2 separate regions of the Homo sapiens genome follow, and region 1 is linked to region 2. The links are chromatin contacts, found by Hi-C or POLR2A ChIA-PET in ENCODE. All regions are on one chromosome and are shown on one strand. The core of a region is the stretch at or near the end of the contact, and the rest is flanking DNA. Distances in the headings are between cores, read along the strand shown.

Region 1 (6,693 bases), core at 1,728-4,227, 390 kb after region 2:
TTATTTTGGGGTATCATGCTCTGAGCCCCAACAATAGAAGTCAGCTGCATGTGCAAGTTCATCACTTACAATTTTTACTTTCCTCAAAAACACTAAGAAAACAATACAGACCAAACCTTTGCCACTGTAAAACTAGGATTGCCTTTCCTCAAGCTTCCAGTAACATCTTCCTAGTTTCGGTCTCATAACTCACCACAAGCACCTTTAACACTCATAGCTCTAGCAACATATCGGTGATCATGATATATGTATTCTCTAAGTCAGAGATCCTTTGTCTGCAGCAAATAATTCTTTTCTTAACCCTCACTTGAATTGCATTTGGTGTCCATATTTCCCCCAGCCATCTCCTAAAGGCCCTCTAGGCTTCTTGTGCCATGCATGTCAAAATGCTTCCAGTCTCTATCCATTATCTAGTTCCAAAGCTGCTTCCACTCTTTCAGGTGTTAGCTATCAGATCTGTCTGGCAACAGAATCCCTATTGGTTTGCTCTGTTAGCCTGACAATGTACCACAGACCTGGGTGGCCTAAACAGCAGACATTAATTGTTCACAGTTCTGGAGGTTGGAAGTCCAAATCAAAGCGTCAGCTGGGTTGTTTCCTTCTGAGTAATAAGAGGGAAGGATCTCTTCCAGGGATTTTTCCTCAGCTTGTAGATGGCCCACTTCTCTGTATGCTACTTCACATTTTCTTCCCTGTACACATGTCTCTTTGTCTGAATTTCCCCTTTTGATAGGCACAATGCACGCTAGCCATTTCGAGTTAGAGCCCACCCTAATGAATGTAATTTAACTTCAGTATCCCACTAAAAAACCCATCTTCAAGTAGGAGAGAGACGAGGGGTCAGGAGTCCAATAGATGTATTTGGTGTTTTTTTTTGGGGGGGGGGACACAACTGAACCCATAGGACATAGGAATCCTGAGTTGTAGGTGGGAATACCTCCTGCCTCTTCCATTATGTTAAGAGAACACTGGTAACTGATGAAGGGAAAGAAGGTGACTCCTACCCATCTTTTTTCAAGACTACTTGAATGTTGAGTAATTTTATACACACACACACGCACACACACACACATTTATATATATATATATATATATATATATATATATATATAAAATCTGGTTTATTCCATTAAATTCTCTAGGTATAATGAGAGTGAAAAAGCTAAGGAACATTGTTAGAGATATAATGTTGATCTGACTAATCCTTATAAAGGGAAACCTAGGAATATAAGAGACAGAAATGACCATGTAGTAAAGGGATTAAATGGAAAATTATTAAATGAAAATTATTACTGTCCTTGAAGCAAGTTGCGCTATAGATATATTAGAGTTGACAATGTTTAGTTCTCGGAAAAAGAATGCATGAAAAATCTTCAGGACGCCACAGGCCACCTGCCCCTCCCCTTTACTACCTCCCCCCGCAAGAGGTAATAAGAACCCATTAATCTCATGACCTCAGGTCTCAATCACACACCCCTTTGTCAAAGTTTACCCCCGTTATTTCTCAGATTCTTACATGAGCTCGGAAACTAGCGTTCCCCTGTATTTTACTTGCAGCCTCTCAACAGGTGCCTGCCTTGAGAAAATTAGCCTCTGGGGTAGAGTCGACTTTTGTCCACTGGGGGTCGCAGATCCCAGTCCTCAGGGCCTCAAGACTGTGCCGCGAAGGAAGGAAAGGAAGGGTTGGGAGCAGCCTCTTCTGAAAACCTGATACCTCCCCTCCACCGCCTCCTCTGTCGCCAGGCGGAAAATTCCCTCTCCCATCTTCTGAACACAAGCCAAAGTGCCTCCTGCACTCCCGCCCCCCGTACATTTCCTGCGGGAAACCGTCGGCCTACCAGCTCTGCAATCAGCCGCACAGAATTCAAATTCGGATTCGGCTTTGATGACCTGCCGGAGAGAAAGGGACTAGAAGTTGGATGACCTCCCACCCCCATATTCCTTCCCAGGAAGAGATGAGGAGATGCAAAAGGGGTTCAAGACAGCTTGCGATCGTCTTCTCCCGCCCCTTGCCACCTCCCCGAACACCCGCCCCCGACGCCCGACAACACCCCCGCCCACTTCAATCCAGGCAAATCATAAATCCTACCCAGTCGGCAGCATCCAGATGAGCCACAACTCCTTTCTCAGCGCAACCAGGCCATGGGAGTGCTCCATCCCCTGCCTCGCAGTTACTGATTCTCCAAGCCGGGCGCCGCCCAGTCCTGGTGGGGCTTCCCCCACCCCTCTCCGCGCCGGGAAATCGCGCGCTCTTTCTTTACCTGCGCTCCACTGGTGGGCAGCGTATGCTCCCGCGTCGACAGCTCTGTTTCGCCTTCCGGTCCCCATAGCTCTGCAGGGGAACAGGATCGCTGGCGCCTCCTGGGCCGCTAAGCGACCCCGGGGCTGCCCGGCTTAGCGAGTGCTTCGCAGAGAGGTAGCCGAGTCGAGGCAGCGCGGTTCCCAAGGAAGTCACGGCTGCGGCCACCCTCCAGTTCGGACCTCCGGGCAGCCGCGGTTGCTTTCAGTCTCTGCCCATTGAGACAAAAGAGCGTGACAAGCCGCGCGACGCGGCCAATCAGCGGGGCGAGGAGGCGGCCTACCCAAGCAGCCTCTGGCCCTGAAGCTACTGCTAGCAAGACTCGGGAGCTGGCTGGCGGGGGCTGAGGCCGACAGGCACGGGAGCCGGCGCGGCGTCAAGTGGAGCTCGGACGCACGGACCAGGCCCATTTCCCTTTCATCTGTGAGTTTGCTGCTACCCCGTCGCTTCCCTTCTCCCCATCCCCTTCCGCCTCGGCTCTGCTCCGGGCTTTGAGACCGGATGCCTGAAACACGAGGTGGGACAGAAACCAAGTGAACAATGAGAGTTCCTTACCTTTGTATAGGGGGAAGGGGGGAAACAGCATTTACTGAGTGCTTTCTGTGTGCGGATGCGCCTGTCTCCTTTCTTCTCAGCAGCCCTGTGAAGGAGGTAGCAGTGTGCCCACTTAACAGGAAAGGACTGAAACACCCAGGCGGTACAGTTAGGAAGTGCAGAGCTAAGAGCTCACTCCCAAGTCAACATATCTGACTTCAAAGGCTACCCCTTGCCAACACTCCTCTATTCTGTTAGATTAAGGGATAGCGGAGAAAAACCAAAGCCAGGATGGGAGGACCAACTTGGGACTGCATAGAATTAGTGAGCAAGAACTGTTATCTCCATTTCACAGATGAAGAAACTGAGCCAAAGACAGAGAGGTTAAGCGTCTTGCACTGTATCCCGCAGCAAAGAAGTTACAGCATCCAACTTAGCACCTGTATGTTGCTCTCTAGATGCTAATTGTTTGCCCTGCAGCATTGTCTGAAGAGCACTTTTGCACAGGTAGTCTCAAACCATCTCAACAGCAGTCTCAATGTGATGATAGTGCTGAGGGAGGGGGTGAGGAGGTAGTAGGGAGAGGGCTGAGGGAAGATGAAGGCAACCTTTATGGTGCCCATTGTACAGAAGAGGAAACTCTTCTTGGCACTCTTCTTTCCTTCGTTTTTTTAAAAATACTTTTTTTTATACTACAAAAAGCTGCCCTTTTTATAAAAGCAACATAATTTCGACAGCCCTTTGTGACGCCAAGGGAGGCAAGGCTCAGAGAGGTAAAATGATTTGTCTGAAATTACAAGGTGAAGCCAAAATTTGGACCGAATCTCTGAATCCAGAACTCATACTATTAACTAAAGTGAGTAAAAAGTGGGCTGCCTCAGAATCATTTTGGAGAGCTTGTTATAAATGCAGATTCCTGGGCCTTACCCCTGGGGGATTTTGATGTACTAGGACTACAGGTAAAGAGTGTGATTTGTAGTTTTAAACAGCCCCATAGTTGATTCTGAGGTGTAGAGAGATTCGTGAACCACTGTTCTAAACACCACCACGTGATGCTGAAGGTTATAAGTAAATGGGCCTGTCATCAGTGTATTTGTCCATGGCATATCTGTTATGAAATGTAACTCCAGAGCACAGGTTCCTACCCGCGGTCCTTCCTGGAACTGTATGCAAAGAATCTGGACTCCGTACATTCTTCTGAGTCCACAGCTTTGCAGATTTTCAAATGGGTCTGTCATAATGTCTTCCTTCTTCAAGCCATGCTTGATGAAGAAGTGTGAGAAATCAAACCCCATTTAACCTAACCCCCAAACCACAGCTCTCTGTTGCTGATATGGCTCTTTCATTTCCTGGCTCAAGGACAGGTTGCTAGGTTGCCCTTCTGTGAGCTCTTCAGGGGACTTCTCCTTTGCTGGATTTGGCATCACTGGCCCCAGAGAAGGAGCAACTCCATGGAAACAGCATGCAGGGCTGTCCAAAGTGAATGGCCATGAAGGCAGTGGCTGGAAAACCTGCTCCATTTTTCCCTGACTTAGAGAGCAGGTATTACTTCCTTTATGTATAGTGTGGCTAGGAGGCTCCTGTGGGGCCTGTTCTTGACTCCTGATGCTTGGAAGCAAGTGAACAGTCTGAAGCCCTTCCACTGCCGTTGGCTTCATCTTCAGCCTGCCAAGGCACTTCACTCACTCATTTCCACCCTCTTATTTACAACCCCAAGATGTAGAGTTCCTTGGAGTAAACAATACAGATTTGGAGATGAAGCACTTTCCATCTCAGGATTGTGGCCTGTGGATGGAACAGTGGGGTAGTGGTGGTGGAAGGTGGAAAGTGTGGATGTATGGAGAAGGCAGGTTGCTCACCTCGCACACTTAGGGGTGATGGTGGCAGTAGCTCTTAGGTTTCCTTCAGACTTTTGCTTCTGCTCCCCTGTCCCGTGACATCTGACTCTTGCCTCCCAGAAGACTCTTGTTCAGTGTTTAAATTGGCTTTATCACCAAATTAGGTATTTGCAGCTGGACTTGGTAGGGATGGAATCACATAAGACCAAGAATAGGTGTCAGAGCTCGGACAAAAATAATGACAGGAAATGGATTGTGTAAAGGTGCCAGAGTTGGACTACTGGAACAAAGCGAGAGACATTTTGTGCAGGGATGGGGGGAGTATTTGCAACCTGGCTCCAATTGGATACAGGACATCCTATCTCTGGCCTCATGTGTGTGAGTCTGTTCCAACTGATGGCTCTAATGAGACCACATTTTGTAATTTTAACACATAAACCTTAGAAGCTTGAAGGTTTAGAGATAAAGCTTTCAGCTGAAACAATAATAGCTGCCTTTGGCTGCCTTCCTCCTTTGTACCAGGAACTTTCTATCTGTTATCTCATTTAAGCTTCCCAGCAACACTGTTGAGACAGCCATTGTATCCCATTTTGCAGAGAGGGAAACTGAATTTCAGGGATGTTAAGTAACTTGTGTAAGGCTTCACAACTTTTAAGTGCAGGCACTGGGATTGCAGGCCAGGGATGTCAAACTCCAAAGCCCATGAAAACTCTTCTTTGCTGCCTTCCAAACAAGCAGTCTAAAAGGCATTCTGCAGATAACCCAGTTCATTAGACCGATTGCAGCTTTTAGAACAATTTAGTTGTTATCTTGCCTTTATTCCTATTATCTCTCTCTCTCTCTCTTTTTTTTTTTTTTGAGACGGAGTCTCCCACTGTCACCCAGGCTGGGGTGCAGTGGTGCGATCTCAGCTCACTGCAAGCTCTGCCCTATTATCTCATTTTTATTTAATTTATTTATTTATTTATTTTTTATTAGTGCTATACTTTAAGTTCTAGGGTACATATGCACAACGTGCAGGTTTGTTACATATGTATACATGTACCATGTTGGTGTGCTGCACCCATTAACTCGTCATTTACATTAGGTATATCTCCTAATGCTAACCCTCCCCCCTCCCCCACCCCACGACAGGCCCCAGTGTGTGATGTTCCCCATCCTGTGTCCAAGTGTTCTCATTGTTCAATTCCCACCTATGAGTGAGAACATGCAGTGTTTTGTTTTCTGTCCTTGCGACAGTTTGCTCAGAATGATGGTTTCCAGCTTCATCCATGTCCCTACAAAGGACATGAACTCGTCCTTTTTTATGGCTTCATACTATTCCATGGTGTATATGTGCCACATTTTCTTAATCCAGTCTATTATTGACGGACATTTGGGTTGGTTCCAAGTCTTTGCTATCGTGAATAGTGCTGCAATAAACATGCATGTGCATGTGTCTTTATAGCAGCATGATTTATAATCCTTTGGGTATATACCCAGTAATGGGATGGCTGGGTCAAATGGTATTTCTAGTTCTAGATCCCTGAGGAATCGCCACACTGTCTTCCACAATGGTTGAACTAGTTCACAGTCCCACCAACAGTGTAAAAGTGTTCCTGTTTCTCCACATCCTCTCCAGCACCTGTTGTTTCCTGACTTGTTAATGATCACCATTCTAACTGGTGTGAGATGCTATCTCATTGTGGTTTTGATTTGCATTTTTCTGATGGCCAGTGATGATGAGCATTTTTTCATGTGTCTGTTGGCTGCATAAATGTCTTCTTTTGAGAAGTGTCCATATCCTTCACCCACTTTTTGATGGGGTTGTTTGATTTTTTCTTGTACATTTGTTTAGGTTCTTTGTAGATTCTGGATATTAGCCCTTTGTCAGATGGGTAGATTGCAAAAATTTTCTCCCATTCTGTAGGTTGCCTATTCACTCTGATGGTAGTTTCTTTTGCTGTGCAGAAGCTCTTTAGTTTAATTAGATCCCATTTGTCAATGGATCATTTGTTGCCATTGCCTTTGGTGTTTTAGACA
Region 2 (6,856 bases), core at 3,229-5,728:
GGCAACATATATGAGAGAAGCAAGCATAGCCCCATCAACTGCTGCCCTCTCAGGTCTGCACTGCAGAGAGTCTCTGGCACGGGTGCAAGAATGGTCATGGCAGCATGGCCAAAATATCAAAACAGCCCCAAAGTCACCTTATTAGAGACATCTCAGAAACAATATTTTTAGAAGAAAAAATTTCAATAAGTGTTTGCTACGGTTTGGATGTTTGTCTCCTCCAAACCTCATGTTGAAATTTGGTCCCCAGTGTTGGAGGTGGAGCCTAACAGGAAGTGTTTGGGTCATGGGGGTAGATCCTTCATGAAAGTCTTGGTGCCAACCTTGCTGTGATGAGTGAGTGCTTGCTCTATTAGTTCCCACAAGAGCTTGTTGTTGAAAAGAGCCCAGCACCTCCCATCTCTTTCCCCTCTCCTGCCATATGATCTCTGCACAAGCCAGCTCCCCTTGGCCTTCCGTCGTGAGTGGTAGCTTCCTGAGAACCTCATCAGAAGCAGATGCCTAATCTTGAACTTTCCAACCATCAAAATTGTTAGCCACATAACAATTTTATTATGTTTTGTTTTGTTTTTTTTCTTTATAAGTTATGCAGCCTCAGATATTCCTTTTTAACAATACTAAACGGACTAAGATAGTAGTATAAAAATATATAGTTTATTCCATTTACCCATCAGGAGAGCAGTGTGAAGAAAATATGGTGAGTCCCATCTCACAGATTATCAAGCTCTGGCTCACAGAGACTAAGATCCTCTACAGATAAGTGGCAGAATGGCAATGAGGTTCCATCTCTTGCCCCCCACCCCCAGCAGCTTCCCATTTGGAAGATGATAATTTTACACTTCCCCAGTATTGTGCCCTAAGGGTACTCACTCAACAGCCCTTCACGTTGAAGAAAAGGACGGTGGAGATGAAATCCTGCCCTTTGGGCCATGAGGCATAGCTGTGGGATCATATGGATTACCAGGTTTCTGAGGTTAACTGTGGGGTGAAATAAAGAAACATGTGGAACAAGAAAGAACAGCGAAGAGAACAGAAAACAGCAGGCCCTCCAGGGATCACCTCTACCTCTCTCTGTCTTTGCTCCTTTCCCCACCCCATTTGTCCCCTGCTCTTTGTGACAGTATGGGATGTAACAGGAATCCAAGGTACTCTGAGAGACGACCGAAAGATGGGAAGACCCAGACCATGAGAAGGGTGAATCAGGCAGCACAAGTCTTGGAGCCTGTGCCCTGGGTGTTGGCTCACCCACCAGGCACTCCATCTCTACCTGCTTCTGTGTGCCTCACCATTACTCTACCACACAGCAATGAAGCTCCCACATAACAGAAATATGCACTTTCTAAGGGAGGCTAGCAGGAGAAGTGACTTACCCCTCAGTCAAGAATGTCCCAGAGTTACTGGTTTGGGTTTGGTGCCAGGATGCAGAGAGATCTCCAGTATCTCTTGCTCCAGTGTCCTGTCCAGCAGACATAGTATAAGGTTTTCATCAAGCCCCTCAGGAGCGCAAAGGAAACATATTTCTGTCATATACAACAGGGTGGGGGGAAAATAGGAGGTAGGAAAAACTATGAAACAGTAAGAAATGGGGTGAGTGATGACTTCATCCCTGTACCCCAAACTCCACTCATGGGGTCCATGACTCAGTTGGATGGAGATGGTAGAACCGCTTTCTTCCCTTCCCCCAGGCCCAGCAGGGTGCTCATTCCACCACATAGAAATGACAGTGACTCACAGTGAAATTAGAAACATGTGTTTTCCTTCTTCTCTCCATATGCTCTCTCGATACAGGAAAAATAGTTACTGTACACTGGAGAAACATGACAAACACCATCCTTAACCAAATGATGAAGGTTAACATCACCAGTGACATCATGCAGGCATCGTATACTCCCAGATATGATGCGACAAGAAGGGCACCGGAACTAGTGGTATTCCTTCTCAAAATCTGTAACCACAGTCAAATCACAAGAGAAGCAACAGACTGAGCCTGTACTCCTCAAGACTGTCAGGGTTATGAAAGTCGTCTGGCAGTTCCTCAGATGAATAAACAGAGATTTACCATATGACCCAGAAATCCCAATCCTAGGTACATAGCCAAGAAAAATGAAAACCTATGTCTACATAAAAACTCGTACATAAACGTATATAACATCATCACTCATAACAGGCAAAAAGCAGAAATCATCTAAATGACCATCAATAGACAGATGGATAAACAAAATGTGGTATATCCTTAGAATAGAATATTATTCAGCCTTTAAAAAATGAATGAATTCTGCTACATGCTACAATACACATGAACCCTAAAAACATCATGCTAAGTGAAAGATGCAAAAGACCAAATACGGCATGATTCCATTTATATGAATGTCCAGGATGAACAAATCCACAGACACACAAAGCATAACTGTGGTTCCAAGAGCTGAGGATAGGTGCAGGTTTAACTGCATTGAAGCACAATGGGAGTTTTGGGGACAATTGAAATTTCTGAAACTCAATTATGGTGATGGTTGTACAACTCTATACATTTAATAAAAATCACCAACCTTAAAATGAATGGGTTCCATTGTCTATAAATAATATTGCAAGAAATTTGTTTAAAAAATATTGGCCAAGGCTTCTATTGTACCACAGGAATGACCAAAATTTTTCATAAAAAGGCCTTGATGCACATGTCTTATATAAACACGAATGTACATAAAGCTGTAGCTGTATCCCAGCCCTGACTCTACGTCCTGTGTTCCTCCAATGACCTTTCCCCCACCCCACATGCTACCTGAAGTCTAATTCAGGTCTGATCATTTTCATGTCTTCCAAATGTTGGGATGGCTTGAGAGTGGGACCACAACAGGGTCCCGGGCCTTCCCTCTGTGACAGGATGCCAGCATTATTACTTTCCTCACCCCTCTCCAAACTTTTTCACATTGTTCCACTTTGGGGAGCCTAAATGGCACAACATTCTGGGTGTCAGCATGACAATACTTATCAAAAGGTTACATAGGTGCATACACTAAGCACCAACAATTTCCTTTTTAAAAGTTTAACTTCAGGATGTAGTGAAGGATGTTGATAAGGGTCTGGTTATAAGGACTGCCATCCTAACAATACCCTCTCTTCACTGCTAGACCTGAATTTAGAAAGGGAGACCAAACAGGATGCAAAACCATGAAGAGGCAGAAGGAAGCAGAGGCAAGTGTGGTTGTCAGCACACACACACTTGCACACATTCACACACACTCCCCCACATTCATGCGCTAATTGGGTTCTATTATCACAATACTAGAATTTTTCTAAGACAGTTTGCTGTGTTCCAAGAGGACACATTCAGCTCAGTGCAAACAGCCACAGGAACTGTGCCCTTCAGCAGAGCACAGACCTTGAAAAGATGCCAGTGTAGATTAAAGGAAATATCAGGACACTCTGAATAACATAGGGTTGTGAAAATTGATTATGTCACATCCATAGGATGGAATTCTAGGAGGCAGTAAAAATAAGTTATAATGAAAACAATGATGAGAGATGATTTCTTGCCTAACCAGTTATCAATAATCAACATTATTTCCAGTGTGTGAGCAGACACTTTCATACCATATTAGTAGGAATATATATGAGTAATAATGTTATCATGTATTGTGTTAATATAAAACTTTATAGATTTCATAATAAAAGAGCATTTTGACAATCTCATAAAGAAATTCTTACAAATACATTTGCATATATGTGAGCAAGGATGTTATGTTTGCTACTGTTTATAATAAAACATGGTAAAGGAACTACATTTTTATCTCAAAGTGAAATAAATGTGGTACCATCCATAAGATGAAACATCCAGTTGATGGCAAAAATAAAAACTAAAATTATGTTGTAAAGTAATTTAAAATGTTATGGTAGACATGTATTTTCATGGAAAAATTGTCATAATAAAGTCAAAGGCAGGTTACAAAGATCATAAGTAGCCAGGATCCATTTTTGCTCATATCCATCTACAGCTATTTTTGCAGAGGACTCAAAGCATACAAATAAAAATAATATTTTTCTTGCTCCCACATAAAGCCTTCTCCTCAGCATAGTGAGAGGCTGCACTTTGTTTGGAGGCCATAAATATTCTTTTAGCCTGGAATTGCTCCATTTTCCATCCAGACTTCCAGAAAACTCCATAGAGTGGGCTTGGGCCAAACTGCTCCTTCCCACCTTCCTGCTCAGACGTAAAAGCTGCAGTTCAGGCTTCTGTCACGAGGGGGCACCAACGTACCTTCATAATCAAACCTCTACAAAGACGTTTACGCAATGAGCGAAAAAATAAAATACCCTCCACTAAAACCCAGTCTATGAACCTATGGACAGAATGATTCTAATTCTTCCAGAAAAAAATTGATAGGTGTAAAAGAACACTGCAAAAACATGTACTCCATGGCGTCTATACAATGAAACACCACGTACGAGGAGCGAGCCTTGGCAGTCCTTAGCAGGCTGGTGTAGCGCAAACCAGGGCAGCGGGAGGTGAGTGGAAGAGAATGGGGGCACTGGAATGGGGTCTGGACGGCTGTGTCCATAGCGTCCCGGAGAGGGCATGCCTGAGAGGAGGTCTGGGAAGCCTGTTCAGGTGTGGGGTAATGGAGAGTGAACAACCTACACCCTGGGAGGGACCACTCTACAGTATGGACACCTCAAACTGCACTAACAAAGGAAGAAATAAATCAATGAATGAGATGTGGATTTAGGGTCAACAGCAAATGGACCTGCTTTAATATACATGTGAATTTTCCAAAGAAAACTTACAGTAAACAAACAATTCCAAGACATTTGCCACTCTTTGAAAAATGTACTCTTTTTCATTAGAAAAAGGAAAATAATAATGGAGTTAGATATCACGTCGGGCCAGAGTCAGGATTGCAGCTCTGAGAGTTTCAGACTAGGGGGTTCATCAACTGGGAGGGACAGATGGAGGTTAGGAGCTTGGCTGAAAACTTCAGTATCAGCCAAAGTTTTCTGGAATTATTCACCTAATGGTAGCAATCTCCCTGTATCTTTCATTTTCCTGTATATCTAAAAGCAAGATTAGTTCTAGACCACCAACCTCTAAATTGAAGGTAAAACTGTACCTGTCAGTGTGTATTTGGAGTAATTTAGCTGGAGGAGACACAGATACAAACACACACACATGTAGAAACACAGTCAATTCGATTTTTATCTATTTTGTTTCACTATAAAATCGAATACATTGAATGTTTTCACAAATTAGTGAATACATGTATACAATTCTTTTGTCAGTCTCTTCATAAGGATTTTTTGTGTTCAAGTTTTTATCAAAATACTCTTCTCCTTAATATAAAGTTTCAAAAAATATGCAAAATTATACTCAAAAATAGGAATTTTATCCTGCATCTCTCACAGACCTGACTCCTGCCCCCTGACCCCAAAAGGTCTGCTGTCCCTAGGATGGCACATACTCTCCAGACGTGTCCCTGTGAGATGCACATAAACGCGTTCACCACCCCCCCCCACACACACACATTGTCTTCTCCAAAAGTGCAATCACAGTTCTCATCTTGTCATTTCCACTTATTATAATTTATCAGGATTTTAAAATATTTGCATCTTATTAGTTCTTGTGGTTTTTGCATATTTAATATGTTTATTGTCCATGTATATACTTATTTGAATTTTCTGTTGAAATCATTGCCAATTGTTTTGTTAATGAGTATGTTTCACAAATCACAGACACCAACCCAACATCTGAGACGTAGTTTGAAAATGTTTTCTCCCCTGTTTTAATACAATGGTTACTGGGTTTTTATCTTTCACTTGGAAAATGTTTTAAATTTCCATAATGGGACTTAATAATTATACATGTCATAATTGAAAAACAAAAAACATTCCAAAACACCTGGGGAGCACGTACTGTCAGCCTGGAGGGAGATTAGAGCATTCAGAAACCTGGAGGCATCAAGAGAAAATGATAAATCTTTAGAGTATTCCAGAGTTAGCTGCTGGTCAGGAGATAACAAAGTTTCTCCTGGATTGCAAAAACTCCCCTAAAGGCAGCACCCTGATCTGAATAATGGTCATAATAATGGGTACCTTGGATAGCAGTTAAGATTAAAGGAGGCTAGTTAAGGTGGTTCATGCCTGTAATCCCAGTGCTTTGGGATACCATGGAGGGAGGATCTCTTGAGGCCAGGAATTCAAGACAAGCCTGGGCAACATAGCAAGACCTTGTCTCTACCAAAAAAAGAAAAAAAAAAAGATTAAAGCAGATAAAATATAAAGTGCATTGGCTTACAGTAGTTCAGTGCATGTTACTTTCCTTCCCTCCAGCTCTCCTCTCCCAAGGCCAACACCTGAGCTTCTGCCTGAGCCCACTCGCCACCTCAGGGATCAGCCAACTCATGTGGCCCTACACCCAGGTCTCTTGGTACAAAGGACAAGATTTCATCTCCTCTGTCATCTTCATCACCCAGAGGGGTTGTGGAGTGGAGGACCCGTGGGGCCACAATAGCAGGGGAGTGGAATTTGGCCATTTTTCAAGCCCTGGAAGCCCATCTTCTAGAAGGGAAGCTGCCCAGGGTCCTCTAGGGAGGGCGAAGGATGGAACCTCATTCCAATCCTGCCACTTACCTGGGGAGATGACTTAGACTCTGTGAGCCTGAGTTAGTCATCTGTGAAATGGGACTGACCATACCATCCTTACAGAGCTGTCCTGAGGGGTTAATGAGAAAACCTGTGGAGAATATATAGCATGGAGTGGGACTTCAATGGCCCTTTAAATGCTGAGACACAGAAGTGGGGGCTGGCTGAGCCTCAGGGCTAAGGCAGGCATTGTAAAAAGTTATTTTTCATTGTTTCTCTCCTAATG

The links. A loop is a pair of places that touch in the nucleus more often than their neighbours do. ChIA-PET counts read pairs that join two places held with the same protein, here RNA polymerase II (POLR2A). Pooled maps may share reads with other maps.
Region 1: a pooled map shows a loop between it and region 2 (13-fold over the local background). The contact joins the promoter of TMSB15B-AS1 here to the enhancer-like site in region 2. A Hi-C loop is called at or near these places in 1 of 37 single-sample maps with no recorded cell type and 10 of 50 pooled maps. POLR2A ChIA-PET finds 5 or more read pairs at or near these places in 1 of 52 experiments (HEK293).

What each region holds. Positions count from the first base shown.
Region 1 is chrX:103,916,571-103,923,263 of GRCh38, forward strand. TMSB15B-AS1 (TMSB15B antisense RNA 1) reads right to left here and starts at 2,978. Exons shown (of 5, transcript NR_146557.1): 1 at 2,855-2,978; 2 at 2,262-2,510; 3 at 1,839-1,890; 4 at 1,517-1,655. It also overlaps a transcript of TMSB15B not described here. RefSeq lists an enhancer at 2,904-2,993.
Region 2 is chrX:103,529,378-103,536,233 of GRCh38, forward strand. LINC02589 (long intergenic non-protein coding RNA 2589) reads right to left here. Exons shown (of 6, transcript NR_131237.1): 5 at 1,733-1,807; 6 at 1,390-1,520. Among named protein-coding and RNA genes, the nearest start is that of RAB40A, 13 kb to the left of the region's middle. RefSeq lists an enhancer at 4,290-4,359. Within about 2 kb of position 4,479, at least 6 of the 41 ENCODE cell types and tissues checked have a DNase peak (open chromatin) inside an H3K27ac peak, as active enhancers do.